Linked DNA regions of Homo sapiens: region 1 is linked to region 2. A link is a loop called in an ENCODE intact Hi-C map of the cell type or tissue named here. Cell type or tissue: GM12878. All regions are shown on one strand.

The links. A loop is a pair of places that touch in the nucleus more often than their neighbours do. Peaks named below come from ENCODE experiments on the same cell type or tissue, not always from the same donor. Only the 100,000 strongest peaks of a DNase experiment are listed, where the experiment ranks them.
Region 1: it touches region 2 in a loop (4-fold over the local background); 2 of 110 quality-filtered maps call a loop at or near these places.

Annotation. Positions count from the first base shown.
Region 1 is chr5:89,339,629-89,347,628 of GRCh38, forward strand. The region is part of intron 7 of MEF2C-AS1 (MEF2C antisense RNA 1); the gene reads left to right. Among named protein-coding and RNA genes, the nearest start is that of LINC02161, 240 kb to the right of the region's middle. RefSeq lists an enhancer at 3,213-3,262. In GM12878, no CTCF peak of the experiment used is centred here; DNase peaks (open chromatin) are centred at 2,593, 3,143 and 4,223; H3K4me3 peaks cover 408 bases; H3K27ac peaks cover 4,701 bases.
Region 2 is chr5:89,430,614-89,438,613 of GRCh38, forward strand. The region is part of intron 8 of MEF2C-AS1 (MEF2C antisense RNA 1); the gene reads left to right. Among named protein-coding and RNA genes, the nearest start is that of LINC02161, 150 kb to the right of the region's middle. In GM12878, a CTCF peak has its summit at 4,960; DNase peaks (open chromatin) are centred at 4,928 and 6,028; H3K4me3 peaks cover 1,150 bases; H3K27ac peaks cover 5,046 bases.

The DNA.
Region 1 (8,000 bases), 91 kb before region 2:
ATTTTATCGAAGTCCAAAGATGCTCAGTCAATTACTTGCCATGCTCAAGTCAATCCTGCTTAGGTATTGATCCCTGTTGCTCACTAAATGAAAGCTTATAATTGAAGCAAACTTTGTCCCTCAGTTATGAAGCTGTTGCTTTGTCCCTTTATTGTTTATATGTCCCTCCTGACCATGTCATCTCCTCTGTACCTTGTTGCATAAGATATTGCAGGAGAGATTGGGATAGATAATCTCCACTGTGTCTCCATGGAACATACACATTTTCCATAATAACACAGTACATTACAAATGTTTGCTATGAATCTGTCATCAGAGGCAGTGATATCCTTAAGAACAGGCAACTGTATTCAATTCAGTGTGGGTCCCCAGTGCCTTGCCTGGTTCCTGATCAGCACTTGATAAATGGTTGCTGCAATTAAGAATCACCAAATACCACTTTTGAACCAGATGGCCTAGATAGTAAGCTCTCTTTTCTAGAGACTGTATTTCCAGCAAGTAATATAGTCTAATTAAGTAAGTTGTATTATAATCATGTTTTGAGATGTGCTTTCCAGCTCTAGGTCTGCATTTTGACCTACTATATTAACTTACTTATTGACTGTAACAGTGAGAGTCTTGCTGGTGCAATAGTGAGGGTGCTCTTGTGAGTACCTGACAGTAAATCAAACAGCAGAGTTCTGAATGTTTATGAGCTGACAGTAGTTTGGTGGCATATGCCTACACTGAGTAAATGCAGAGTAATTTATTTAAAAATAAGCTTTGAGAAAGAGTTGTTCAATATTACTTTTCACCTTTCTTATAATCTCAAAGTAGATTCTTATTTTTTTCATTCTGAAATTTCTTAGGAAATATATTTCAAATTAAGTGTTACATTACTTTGTAGAAGAAATTACCTTTGTTTCATGTGGTTAATATCTATGAAGCCCAAAATGTGAACAAAGAGCCTCAGATATCTGGAAAAATGACTTCCTTTCAAAGTTTTGAACTATAGTACTTCAATGTTTCAAGTTGATAAATTATGAGACAACTCCTTCTTTCAATATTTATATTAAAATCTTATAGCTGTCACCATGGAACAAAAAGACCCTTTAAGTAACATTTTTTCAAGAAGTCAGTGCCTAAGTTTGATGTTCACTTTCTTGCAAAGATAATAACTTTTGCTAATTTACAAACCATTTTCAGTAGACTATCTCCTGTCTAAAAAACTTCAATGTATTAAATATTTTCATTCAATTTCTGTGTCAAATTATTGCATGGAAATAAAAATATTTTAAAAACCAAAATTATCATGATCTGCTTATTTTCTCCATATATCTAATTTATAAATTATATGTTTATAAATTTGCATTTTGTAGTTCTCATGATAAACCTATAAGATAAATATTATTATTTCTATTTTAATGTTGGAAAACTGATACTTAGATATTTAAGTGACTTGAACATCTTACAGGTTGTAAATAACAAAATTGAGATTGATTTTATTATTTTATTTTTTTCAAAAGTGAATGACCTCAACCCCTCTTGCTTAACAATTTGTGGTATAGTGTAAAACATATGGACTATGGACAGAAAAGTTTGAAGTTGGATCAGTAAGAATTGAACATTGAGTAAAAGTTTTAAAATACCTTTAATTGTTCAAAGACCAAAGATGGATTTTTGAAAAACAACATCAACTTAATACAATGTACATTTACTGTTACATGTAGAAGGACATGTGGATTATCACTGATAAACTAATATTCTGCTAATTTCTTTTTTGTTCAATTTTTTTTACAACTGTCTGTCCCTGATAGCTTTTGTTAAAACTATGTGGCAATCCTAGTTGATCTGAACTGAAATAGAAAAGGTTCATGAGAAAATAAAAAGCTAGACCAACTAAAACACAGACTGAAATGAAAACAAGATCTTTTAGGAGAACGGTCAAAAAACAATGAATTGGTCCAAAATGTAGATAAAGGAAAGTTCATTTAAAAAAACTGATCAATAATGCAAAAGTTAGATGAAAACAATTAAAATGTATTACTCTCATGGTAGTAAATATGAATTAAATATAAAAATTTGGGGACCATTATAGTGAAAGTTTGTTTCTTATTTAAACACTTTAAATTAATCCAGTATTATTATTAATTTTAGCAATATAGGATTTGTTTTCTGCTCCAACCCAATCTGGAAGTATCTTTTTCTGCAAAAATAGAGGTGTTACAAACACTCCTTATCAATACAATTTAGACAGAACCCAGAGATGGTTTAGCAAGTTTCAGGGAGTCCATCTACAGCTACAGAGGGAAAACATAATTTCCCACCATAAAAAGTAGCAGCGAGCATAGTGCAGGGTGTTTTAGATAGAAGGAAAAAACCTCCTGGCAATATAATTGATAAAAATTATGCACTTAAAGTAACTTTTGAACAGTTGCAAAAGCAAATACTGAATATCTTTTGTAAAGAGCATATGTGATCTGAAACCAAGAAGACAAATCCCAGCTACTGCTGCCCTGGGAGAAGAGCTGTATGAGGCACACAGAAGAGAATGAACATCACCCACATGCCTTTCATATATTTATAACTTCCCATTTCATGGTCAAAACCAAAAACATCTTGACAGTAGCTACTGGAGTGGGTAACTTGACTTGGTGGGTTTCCCCGAGTCTGAAACTTTATGTCAATAGTTTGATGGCAGAGATACATGGTAGTGTCTCCTTTATAACCAAAGGGACTTGTTAAATAGATGCAATAAAAGCTTACAGAAATACATAAGGCATTATTAAGTCATGCATTTCTTATACGTAAAAACTTCTGATCTTATTGTTTATTTTAGAAACTTCATGCAAATGGGAAGAAATTGGGCTGAATGCATTCACATAGTATAAGATACTATTTAAAGAGAGAGGATAGGCAAACATGAAACTGAAATTTTCATAACAAAGAAAAAGATAAAAGAAAATAGTTACCCTTTGTTTAGTCTCTGTTAGAGAACAAATACTCATAATTAAACTGTAACTGGAATCAAAATGTAGTTTGGGATAAACAACCTAACTGGCCTCCAAGATAAATTACAGTACTCATTTCTCTATTGTTGGTTTGTTTTCTCCAGTTTCACCAGGAAGCAGGACTGTGGGGATTCTGTACTTGTATGTCACCACTAAGCAGCTTCTTTCATGCCAACAAGCTTAGTAACTTGTTTGAGTCTGGCCACTTGCACACCATCTGGAACTACTTCACATTCTTATTACAAAAAAGAGAAAGAGAAAAAAAGAATGCATGATGCTGCTGTGTTGCCTTTCATTTGTAGAGTTTGCTGGGCATCTTCCTGACTCAGGTGTTCATTCCTCCTGGAGTCACCCAACCAACCATAATATAGCTGACATTAGGTTCAACCACAGAATTAGTCCCTAGAAATATGTGAGTTCTGAATCTTGTGACATTCCTCTAGATTTCCAAGAAAAAAAATGTAGTTTTATTTTTAAACATTTAATTTTCAGTCTTTTGTGGGTTTCAATTTGTATTCCTCAATTTGCTGTAATTCTTCTGAAGATATAACCAATTTGTGAGGAAATCTGACCAAGGAAGTTTGTTCTAAAGGAGAAACAGCTTACATGGTATGTGTTTTGGCTTATAGTTTGCCATGGGTTGGGATGGAGTGTAGGTAGGGTGGGGGTGAGATAGGGAGAGGGTGAACAATGTGTCCATAGAGAGCTGAAGCTCTATTTTAATCAGGGATACCCCTTTCACCAAAATGTTTGTCGGTGCTCTACTAGTTATTCGTTTCTTAGGATAAACTAAAATGAAGAAACTAATAAAAAAGGTTCTTAGGTTAAAGCTTCATCTGTTTAAAATTTGTGGAAAACATATCTATTCATGACTTTATAAAATGCAAAAGTTTTAATACACACTTAATATTTTGATCTATAACTAACATTGAATAGTTTAATACAGAAAAAGAAAACTTTTGATTATATAGTGCTTATAGTGTAAAGAAACCTCCAAGTACTCTCTTTGAAAATTATTAACCTTAACTCTCCTGCCAGATTTTATGATTGTTTCATTTTCATACCGTTGCAAAGAAAAGAAGAGACCTTCTTTCTTGTTGACCTCCCTAGAGTAGGGGGTCAGTAATTAAGGCACACGTGCCAAACAGGACCCAAGGACTTATTTTCATTGGCATTCATGCTAGTAGACTCCTCTTGAGAGAATAATCACCAGCTGCATTTTGCAACATGTGAGAATGTGTGGGTGGAATAACCACTTCCCCACTTATCTTTTGCTAGTCTCAATATCACTATGCCCCACCTGGCTCACGAGAAGAACAGGTGCTACAAGCTAGGCTCACCACTTGTTTAAAGGATGTTAACCCCCAGCTGGGCCCACAGCCCGGTACTTGGTCCATTATCAGAATATGGGAGGTGTTGTAAAGTGAGAAAAATAAAACCAGTATTTATTGAGCAGTTTATACCTGTGAGACAGTCTTTATAATCTTCAGAGAAGTTAAAGAACTTTTCCAGGATGACAGAGTCACAACAAGTTTGGGTGATTTGAACCTATAGCTTCTAATTCCAAAGTCTATTATAATTTCACTATATATATTTCCATGTCTTCCTAGAAGAAAACAGCTATTATTTTTCAGAAGAAATATCTTAAACTGTTATCCTCAGAAAGCAGTGTTCCAAAGGCTGATAATTTGTCATAAAAGAAGTGTGTTGTGATAAACTGTTTGGAGATCTGTGAGTTAAAATTCAATCTCTCCCCACATAGACTTCTTGGAGCCTTTAGTATGTAAAAATGCATTGAGAATCTTTGAGAGAGATCAGGATGGCTAACTTATTTTCATGTGATGCATCTGTTAATACCTCCTTGAATCTGTATGCTACTGAATGGCATGGGAACTGCTTTGAAATGTCTAGGAAGTCCATTCCACTTATCATGGGTGAAAAATGACTTTGTGCATTTGGATAATAATTATAAATGATATTAAAATAATCATTTGTGATATGAAAAAATAGAATAGAGAAAGATTATTTATCTATGCACTACAAAACTTATTAGTTGAGTTTGAGGTGACCTATTTATTTGATATTTGAATGTGACATCTTTATTTTCTCAACAAAATTTTAATTGGCAATGTGTTCTCATGGCAACAAAACTTATCACAATTCCAAACAAAGAATGAATGTGTAAGGACTAAAGAAAGCTTTTTGTGAATACTGTTCTACTTGCAGGAAACTGTTAATTTATTATTAAAAGACAATTTTTAGTGCCTACAATAAGCCATCCATGGTAGTAGATGTAGAGAAGAACTTAACATGGCCTTTGAGGGCCTCATTGCCTAAATGGAGAAACAAGTTTACTACAACAAATAAAACAAGCTCCTTTTGAGAGAAAGTATCAGCCTATGTTCCCAAACTAGCCCATATCAGCTGCCTATATTACATAGCCAATTCAATGGTAACATTATTCTTGTGGCCTGCTGAGGATTCAGTAGAAGTCAAAATTTGTCATGAGTTTTCTGTGTTTGAGGCAAAAAATATTCCTCGCTCCCAGTGTTCTTGGTCATTAATGATCTTTGTAAAAATTTTGATCAGCCAGCTATTGGTTTGTAGGCTTTTTGTACCCCACCCTGAAAGGTATAGGTGCTCCTTCATCTATCCCTGGGACCTGGGTGTGGATGAGGAGCCCAGCCTGTTGTACCTGATAGCTGGCTGCAGACTGTCCTCAGAGATCTTTGCTTAGGAACACTGGATCCCACTTCTGTTTTCTTATATTCTACTCTTCCCTCTGCTCCCTCATGAATTTGATTTTGTGGATACCCAGTGCCTTATTTGGTAATAATACCAAATACCCCTAATTTTTCTACTGTATTCTTTCTTACATGTCATTGCATGCTTTGTTTATGGCAGGGTAACCTGTACCAACACCCAGCTTATAGACACAAACCTATACACAGAGAACTAGGGAGGACTGAAAAAACCCTTAAGAAGAAAACCTTAACTCTGTCTGGAAGGTCAAGAAAATATCAATGAGACCGTTTAAGCAGTCTTGGGAAATGAATGAGAATTGTGATAGGTAACACTGAGGGTGGTAGTTGGAAAGAAGACATTCTAGACTGAATGAACACCTTATGTAAAAACACACAGTGAGAGTGGTGAACAGCAAAACTGTTATATGACTAGAACATAGAATGTTAAGGTAGGATGTGGTTGAACATGCCAAAAAGTGTGCATAAACACATGGACATTAAATATCAAAAAGATTTTATATAGAAGTAACAAATCATATATAAATCTTAGTAATTTTACTCTGGCATTGACTTAGAGGGTACAAATTGAAGGTAGGTATGCCCTTATTTGAGAAATTATGTGAGTCTGAACTTAACAGTTGAACCAAGATTGTACTACAAACATTATGATGTAAACATTAGAAAACAGGATTTTTTTTTGCTTTGATCAAAATTGTATATTCAGCACCCAGAAGAGTACTTGGCACATAAATTGAATGACTGGATAGCCAGGAGAGTACTCATTATTTAGCTGGCCATCCATCCATCCATCCATCCACCCACCCATCTATTCATTTATATGTCCATTTGTTCGTCAATCTCTCAAACACTAAACACCTGCATTGTGCATATCCTAGGCCTTGAAAGAATGCATAAAGTAGGGATAAAATATGGAAAAGGACATAAACTTAGAAATATGAATGTTTAACAGTGGGATGAAGAAAAGGATCACTGAAAGAGGCTGTAAAAAAGCAGAAAGGGAGGAGATGAAACTAACAGTTTGTTAAAGTGAGAGCTAAAGTTATACAAGATTTCATGAATGACAAGGTAATTGCCAGTATTTTCGTGCTTAGATCAGGTAATGATACTAACTGATGGTCATTGTCCCTCGGATTTCTTCTATTTTTTATTGAGATATAATTTACAATCAATAGAAAGAACAGACTCTAAGAGTATGTAGTTCAATGAAATTTGGCAAGTATATACAATTGTGTTACATACTTATCAAAATATGAAATACTTCTGTCTTTCCCCAAAGTTCTTTCATGTTCCTTTCCAGTCAATTCCTCCCACACAAAGCTGAGCAGTGCTCAGATTTTTTTCACCATGATTGCTTTTGTCATTTCCTGTCTCCTGTCCTATCACATGCGTATTGGACCCTTGACACTGTGCCCTAACTCACTGTTTCAGTGGTTTCCTCTGTGTGCTTTAGACAGTTTTATTAGCTGATCTTATACAATATCCACTCTGCTGTTAAGCCCATGCATTTGAGATGTTTACTACAATTATATTATTTTTCAGTTTTAAAATTTCTACTTGTTGTTTTCTTTTCCTAGTTTGTATTTCTCTGTTGAGATTTCCCATCATTTCACATATTATCTGTTTTTAAAAAATCCTTGAATATATTTATATTAACTTTTTTTTTTTTTTTTTTTTTGAGACAGAGTCTCACTTTTTACCCAGGCTGGAGTGCAGTGGTGCAGTCTTGGCTCACTGCTAGCTCTGCCTCCTGGGTTCACGCCATTCTCCTGCCTCAGCCTCCTAAGTAGCTAGGACTATAGGCACCTGCCACCACACCCGGCTAATTTTTTGTATTTTTAGTAGAGATGGGGTTTCACCGTGTTAGCCAGGATGGTCTCGATCCCCTGACCCTGTGATCCGCCTGCCTTGGTCTCTCAAAGTGTTGGGATTACAGGCGTGAGCCACCGCACCTTGCCTATAATAACTATTTTAAAGTCACTGTGTGCTTATTCCAATATCTGGGTTATGCATGGGTTTGTTTTTATTCACTCAAATTCTCCTGGCTATGAGTTACATTGTAAAATTATTCTTTGTATATCTAGTAAATTTTTATTGAATTTTGCATATTGTGGATACTATATTTTTTACAGTGTAAATTATAATGTCTTCTTTTAAAATGTTGAGATTTGCTCTAGCAGGCAGTCAATTTGCTGGCAGCTCAACTTGATCCTGTTGAGGCTTACTTTCAGGCTTTGTTACAATTGGT
Region 2 (8,000 bases):
TTTACCTAAAGTGCTTACTTAAATATTGAAAGGGTTTTCAAAAATACACTATAAAAGTAAATTGAGAAACAAATTTAGCTTTTAGGAGGAGAAGAGAAGAATATGCGAGAACTCTTTTAATTAATACTAATATGTTCATGGCTGAATTTTCAATGTATACTTTAATTAAAACTCAATGCAAATATATTTTGATATATATATATAGTATATAATTTAAAGCCATATTTGTACAGATAGATTGGATAGAAAATGTTTAAATGTTGTTATAATTTACAAAATGTTTAGATGCATAGATAAGTAATAGAAATGATAGTTATCTTCAGGAAATTTTAGTCTTGGGTATTTAAATTATCATCACACTTTTGCCATCATCATTTAGAATTTTAGTCTACAAACAATTAAAGATCTATGAATGAAACATGTAACCAAGTGTATAATTGCGCTTGTGGTGGAATATAAATTATCAGTGGAAATTTAGTGTTCTGATGAATCCTTAGGTGGGGGAAAAAAGGAGATAAATAAATGGTGGTAGAGGAAAAGGTAATCATGAGAAGGAGGAGTAAACTAGTAAGTTGGTTTTCTGTACATATAAATCTCTGTGAAGGATGAGGTAGGGCCATGATTTTGGAAAGAGTGGGGAAGGAATAAATAGAGATAAAAACGTGAGCATAAGAGAAATAAAAGGGTACTGGGAATTTAAAAAGCAGAAAGAAGTGAAGAGCAAATTGAAGTAAGAACCATTCCAAAAGAACCACTGTCTTGAGTAATCAGTTTAAAATAACATCAGTACAATTTTATTTAACCTTTAGTTAAAAGTCATTTCCTACCACAGAACCATTTTTTGCTGGTCCCATGGGTTATCTCCTCAGATTTAATGGAATTTCTGTGTGAAATGTATGTACAACCTGTAGACTAATTTCTATGGTTACGTTTCAGTGAAGATTAAATATTTAGTTTCATCAATAATATTTGTAACCACTTTGAGAAGAAAGACCCCATTTATTTTATTATTTTTGTTTCTCCTTTAAACAATTCATAGATCCTTCATAATAATTCATGTTTCTATAGGGACATTATGATGGTTTTCAGATCTTCACGAATCATTTACTGGTATTCTGCTAGTTGTCAGGAGAGTTTTAAAAGGTATATAATTAATTTAATCCCCATTAATTACTGTAACTTCAACAGGCTTTTAAAAAATATTATGATTTAAAATGATGCTGTGATGGAAAGAATCATCAAGATTGGCTGAGGATTGGCAAAATAAGTAAGATTTTATTTAAACAACTGAAAATTGTTATCATCCATTACTATTTAGCAACAAAATGGGATATTTACTAATCATCAGTTTGACTAATTTCAATATCATTGAATATTGATATTTAATAATTAACTAACTGAAATTCCTTAAAATAATGTCTATCTGAATTAGAAAATAAAAAATATATAAATATATTTAATCTTGTTAATTTTGATATGATCAGATAATTAAGTTTTCTAAATTGATTCTTAAAGAATCATCTTTAATAAGAATGCATAAAGTTGTTTGTAAATTAATAGAAACAGTTTTGAAGTTAATGGTCCTAAAAATAGTAAGTTTTCCTAGATGTTACAACTGTCTTTTATAATTTAATGATCAAATTATTAATTTACTCAAACTATTTTTCCAACAAAATTAAAGGTAAACTTAAGCTTCTGGTTCAAATTGATCTAGTAAGTTCAAATCTGTCTGTATTTTCTTTGCCTCAGATTCTCCTTGAATTGACAGAAATGGTGAATTAAAATGAAAGAGAACATGACACTATGGAAAGAAAAAATAAAGTGTACCATTAGTGAATCAAAATTTTATAAACATTTGGGACTACTAGATGGGGGAGGGTGGCAAGCGGGCAGGGGTACTGTTAGGTACCAAGCTTACTGCCTGGGTGACAGGATCATTGGGACTCCAAGCCTCAGCATCACACAGTATACCCAGGTGACAAATCTGAACATGTACCCTTTAATCTATAATAAAAGTTGAAATTTCTGAAGTAAATAAGTTAATAAATAATAAAAACTTATGAGAATAGCATAAGTGAAATATGATTGGTAGGGAAATAAAAGAAGATGAAATTTAGCAGAAGTCATTAAGAGACCTCGAAGGTGAATCAACAAATAAAGAAGGCAGGGATAGGCGAGGGGGCAATCCAGGGTCATTTTTTAGACAGCTATTTTCCAAAGAGCTGGGACAGTAGAACTCTTCCTTTCCATACAGGTGTAAATAGAGCTATGGTTTGGTAGCAAAGGCTTTTGTTCCAGGGCTTAAGCCCAAGGACTATTCTCAAAATGAAGTGCAAGTGGGTGATCTTTATAACAAAATTATCTTTGTGAAGATGCCGGGGTCTGACAGACAAGTGGAGCACATCCTAACATGATTTTAGCCACACAAACACACACACACACACACACACACACACACACCACAAAATAAGTTTAAAATAAAAGGCAGAAGAGCACTTCTTTTGGTAGTAAAATGCACTGGACTACAGCCTGTAGGAGGCTCCTGCTCTGAAACCTGCAATTTTTCCCAGGGGCACTTCAAAGAGACTGGCTGTGAAAACATTCCCCTGACTTCCCTCACTTACACAGAACCTTCACTCAGGCTTCTCTTTCAGGTGAGAGGCCTCACGGGGAAATGGTAGTGAACAGAAGCAAACAGAATATGTGTCAGCTACCTGTGCTATTCAATATAGTTCATCATTTATAAATGTGACTACACATCCAAGAATCTTGAGAAAGTTGAGGTAAACCAACCATATGAAAGACAAAGTCTAACATGAACAACAAAACAAACCTATCCATTTGTCATTAGGGCTAAGGGAAGTGGTGTAAAAGACTTTTCAGCAGCGGGGAGAGAGATTTGATATTATTTGAACCTTTTTGGAAGGTTATTTGACTGCAATTGTGAAAATTAATTTCAGGGGAGCTAGACTATAAGAAACCATTGAGAAAGTATTTCAATGATTCAAAGGGTTTAATGATCATTAGAGAGGTGTGCTGAAAGGACATTCATGAATATAAGGGAAGTTTAAGAGGTAAACTTGGTGTGGATTAGAAGCGGGAGTGACAGAAAATCAGGAATCAAAGTGACCTACATTTTTGGCTTATCCTTTCACCATCATTCTTCTCATTTTGGAGGTCAGTGGCTTATTTTCTGACTTCCTGAGCCAAGTTATTTAGCAGGTGACTTTGTCCAATATGCTTTCTGCTGAAGCTGTGAGCAATGTACTAATGTAAAGATGGCCTTAGGTGTGTTAAATTCACAAGTATCTGATTTTGGCACCATGTAATGTCCAGTAGACCAGTTTGCATTAAGTGTCTGGATATAGTGTTCCCAGATCCCTTCATAAAGGAAGAATAACTTTAAAGTACAATAGTAACGTAAATCAAAGAAAAACTTGACTTTGTAATAGAATAATTTTGACAAGGTTTGAGACTGTTAATTTTATATACACGTGCTTGTAAGTATTTATATATATAGATCAATATATATGTAATATATAATGAATATGTATTATAAAGAAATATTTAACATCTGTTTATAATTGCTGGAAAGATCTAATGTTTTGCATTTTAGAAAGCATAAGATCCATTGTGAAATACTTTGAATATTAGTATTGATAGTTGAATATTAGTATGGATAGTTGTAATTAAGATTTTTATCAAATAGAGTTATTGTTTAGGCATATAATCAGACACACAATATCAACCCAAGTCTGTGAAATTCCAGTCTATGGAAGTGAGTTGTACAGTGTTTGGCTTTGCACTACACCATCTTTTTGGGTGTAATGCAAAACCAAATACTGTATATATGTATGTCTTGCTGAATAGATTGCTTTGTGCCTCTCTCTCTTTTCTAAAGCTTCATAGACTGTTGGTGTAAAAGGACCCCAATGCCATTAATATAGAAAGCCTTACTCTTTCTTGCCTCCATTTCAATCTAATACAGGACCCAACCCCCTGAAACATTTCCTCAATTGCATCTTGACATTCCCAAAGACTGTTTCTTGGGTTACAAATTAAACAATATACTCTCATAAATGCTTTGTGTGATATAAAATTAAAACTGTAGTTTTAATTTTAGTCCAGTTTAATTTTAGTTTATCACATATGTTCAAATATCTTTGAATCCTTACCTGGAATAACACTGATTATTTTTTCAGGGAAAAAAAAAAACTATTTTGTCATTGATTGTGTTTAAGGACCCTGAGAAGTATGTTGAGTTCCCTGGCATTCTTAAAGGCAAGAGGGCAAGCAGTTTTATAAAGGTATTCCAATAACTACTTTATAAAATCTGAAACTTCATGTTAATTTCAGTTTCAACAAAGTAGTTCACATTATGACTTCCCTAAATCTTAACCTAGATCTCGACAAGAAATTAGTTATAATAAAGAGTTAAAGAAAATATTTTAAAGCTGCATTTTGTCCTGTCTCTTAATATTTGATAATTAAAATATGTAAAATTTGCATAATATCCCTAACTTTGTCTCAGCATGTTCATATCTATTCGTCCATCATTTCTCCAACAGCACCTTTGAAAGACACAGCTAGAATCATGATCCCATTTGATTCAGGAGATAATTGAGTCAAAAAGAGATAAAATGATTTTCTGAAAAACACGGGACTAGTGAATACTAGCACCACAGCTAGGAAGCTAGGGTTATGGTGTATAAACCTCATTTATTTCATTTAGAAATGAACAAAATGAATTTTAAGTCACATATAAAGGATAGAAAAGGCTACACCAATGGTGTGATTTCAGGAACTTAAATATTTTCTCAACAACCTTCCACAGACCCTGAACTCCTCACAGTTTCAAGTCAGGCAGTATCCCCAGAAAGTCCCTAGTTGAATGCAAATACACAGTTTCTGATTTACCCAAAATCAATGTACACAATACCTTCTTTCCTGCCACACTTTCCCCACACACCAGTGCCTTGCAGCTGCTGAAATAGGAACCACAATGAAGACGAATGGGACTTTTTAGATTCTGTGGTGCAAAAAGTTAAGAATAAGAAAGCTGTGTAAATCACGAGCGTTATAGATAAAAAGATGCAGAGGCAAACATCTAAATTGGTATGATCTTCTCGTGCTAACTGAAAATAAATCTTTATGTATTATCTGAATCTTTTTTACATCAATGTATTGTTATGTTAAAGTTCTACAAATTCATGATTTATTTAGGTAGCAACTATTCCAATCACTCTCAACCTTTGGGAGTTTAAGGGATTAAGAGTCATTCACACTTTCATGAATTAGTGGAAATTAGTACTCTCAGATTGTTTCCTATTAACAACGTTCTAGGAGTCTGACATTTCTGACTTTGGAGAGTAGGGAAAGGGGCAGCTTGGAGGGAAGAAGGGGCACTAAACACTAAGTATAGTTTGGTTTGTTTTTACTTATTTTCTGTGAACTTAGAAATATGGCAACAGTTTATAAGATGATTTCTACAAAAAATTCTCTAAAGAAACTATCTTGATAGGATTGTTATTTGCTCACATGCTATATAGGATGCATAAAGTATTGACATCCTTATTACATTATAGCCCACAAGACTGAAAACTCCAGCAAACTTGTAATAATAGATGAGAATGCAAAATTTAGAAATTAGACACTTTCTAAAAATCTTAAATGTTCAGGGTCACTAAACTGTGGACTCCTGGGGACTTTAGGAGTAGAACCTAGAAAAACATACTAGAATATGTACTAGAATAATACAAAGAGGTGTAGAAGGCAATAGAGCAAAAATATATTCTTCCTCTCTATTTATACAGGGCCAGTTTTGACAAAGAATAATTTTCATGACAAAATAGACATAAAAGATATTAAGCATTATTTCTAGCCTCCATTTTCAATTTTGATTTTGTGAGGAAATTCAGGACACATGCTCAATGAAAGTGCCATCTTTATTTCAAGGAAACATGTAAACAATGTGAGAAACCTCACAAACATTACACCATAAAAGAGTGAAACACAGCTCTGTCAGTTTCATTTCGAGATTCTCCTTGAGGGAAGGAGGGAGAGAGAGAGAATAAGAACGACAGAAAGAGAAAATGAGAGCTCGATGAGACAAGAACAAACCTCAATTTGTCTAAACATCACATGAAAAGAAAACATTAAAAAGCTTGCCTGCATTTTTACAATGAAAACATGCATCCCACATTCAGTTGTCTTGATTAGCTCCAGTAAAATCTTGGTCTGACATTGCCTGTTACCCAGCATACACTTAAGCTACCTTACCTTGTTATTTATGTATTTAATCCTAACTACCTTTAATTATGACTCAAATATTTAGAATAAAAAACAAGAGGGTTGATCTTCTAAAAAAAAAAAAGTACTTCTTCCAGAAGCAAATATATGAGCTTTATCTTTACTGCTATAACCATTATATATAAAATAGTAGATGGTTGTCTATATTTAAGTGAGCTTGATAGGAAATATCTTTAACTTTTGGGGGTCATGGCCATAATATATCTAATTATTTTGTAAAGAGTGGACAAAAGGATTAGATTATTAATGTAAGAAATATGTTTTCAATCCTAATCACAATTTCAACTGGATGTATATCATTTGGCCGCTTCCAAAGGTAACTATCTAATACAACTTCTTGGCAGATATGTGGATCTACAAAATCCAGAAATGCTGAGGACAAGATTTCCCATAATATTCAATGTGCTACAAGTTCATTTTCTTACTAGAACTTTTCTTAACTGCTTGGGTTGATAGCTTAGATGTCCCAAATTACAATTGATACTAGAAACACAATATCAGAGATTCTTTCTCCACTCTGCCTTACTGTTTCCATTTTAAAAATAGTTGTATTACATTTCTGCTAATAAAAGCCTTTCTAAGGATTCTATATCATTCTTTTGCAAGGCACATTCACATCCTTCAATGAAAGTTGCTATTATCAGAGCAATGTAGTCTTACTATTTACTTATTACAACAGCCCTCATGACTGCTTACCCAGGCAAACACTAGAAATATCTAACTCATTACCACCACATAAAATAGCATGGGGTATTTTCAGAATGAAAGAGATCAGAGCATGACAAATTCTAAAGCTGTTTGTGTCCCTGTTTCTAAAGAAAAGGATGGCTATTAAACAAGCACTGGTAACTTTAACTGTCAAACAAAGAGGATAGATTAGACTCTCATTGAAAATATTGCCCAGCCAAAATCTTGTTGGAAATACCTGTTAGTTTATTACCTTTTTTTTTTTTTTTTTCATTTAAGGTCTCAACGTCAATGGATGTTTTTGGGCCATCTGATGAATGAAAACTGACCCAGATGGAGTCAGAAATCAAAAATGCCTATTGACTTATTCAGCTGGAAGTTGATCCTAGTTTCTATTTAAATCTACTGCTTAAGTGTCAGCATACAGGCTACATTCCTTATCATGGTTCAGGGGGCAGATATTTGGGTCAAAATATTTCTACTCACTCTGTAGCTAATGTGGGCTTTACAATGTTTACAAACAGCTGTTACAATAACCCAAAGATCCGAAGAAAAATGTGACACATTCAAGAATCTGACAGTTAAAAGCCAAGCATTTGTTCAGATAGCACCTTGTGGTTTGAGGTAATAAGACCCACGATCTTAATAGTATTTGTCACATTCAAGCAGCTGTATCCATGAGAGTAGAAGTGACTACCCTCTTACACACCCAGTTACTACTTTGAACCCAGGTCTATATTTTGGCTACCTTGGCAACAGCACAGCAATAACAACTGGTGCCATAATGGCGATGTCAATCCAAGGACATCTTTGGAGAAAGCAGAGGCCCTGACTTTCAACATAGAGAGGCAGAAAGAGCACATAAAATAAACTGAGAAGTTGGTGTCCATAGCACTGCTCATACACTGAGACTCTAGGATATTTATTATAATAGCGATGTTTTTACAAGCCCAGTAATTTTCTAATGGCTGGCTGTTCTTTTGTCAAAAAAACAAAAAGCCAGA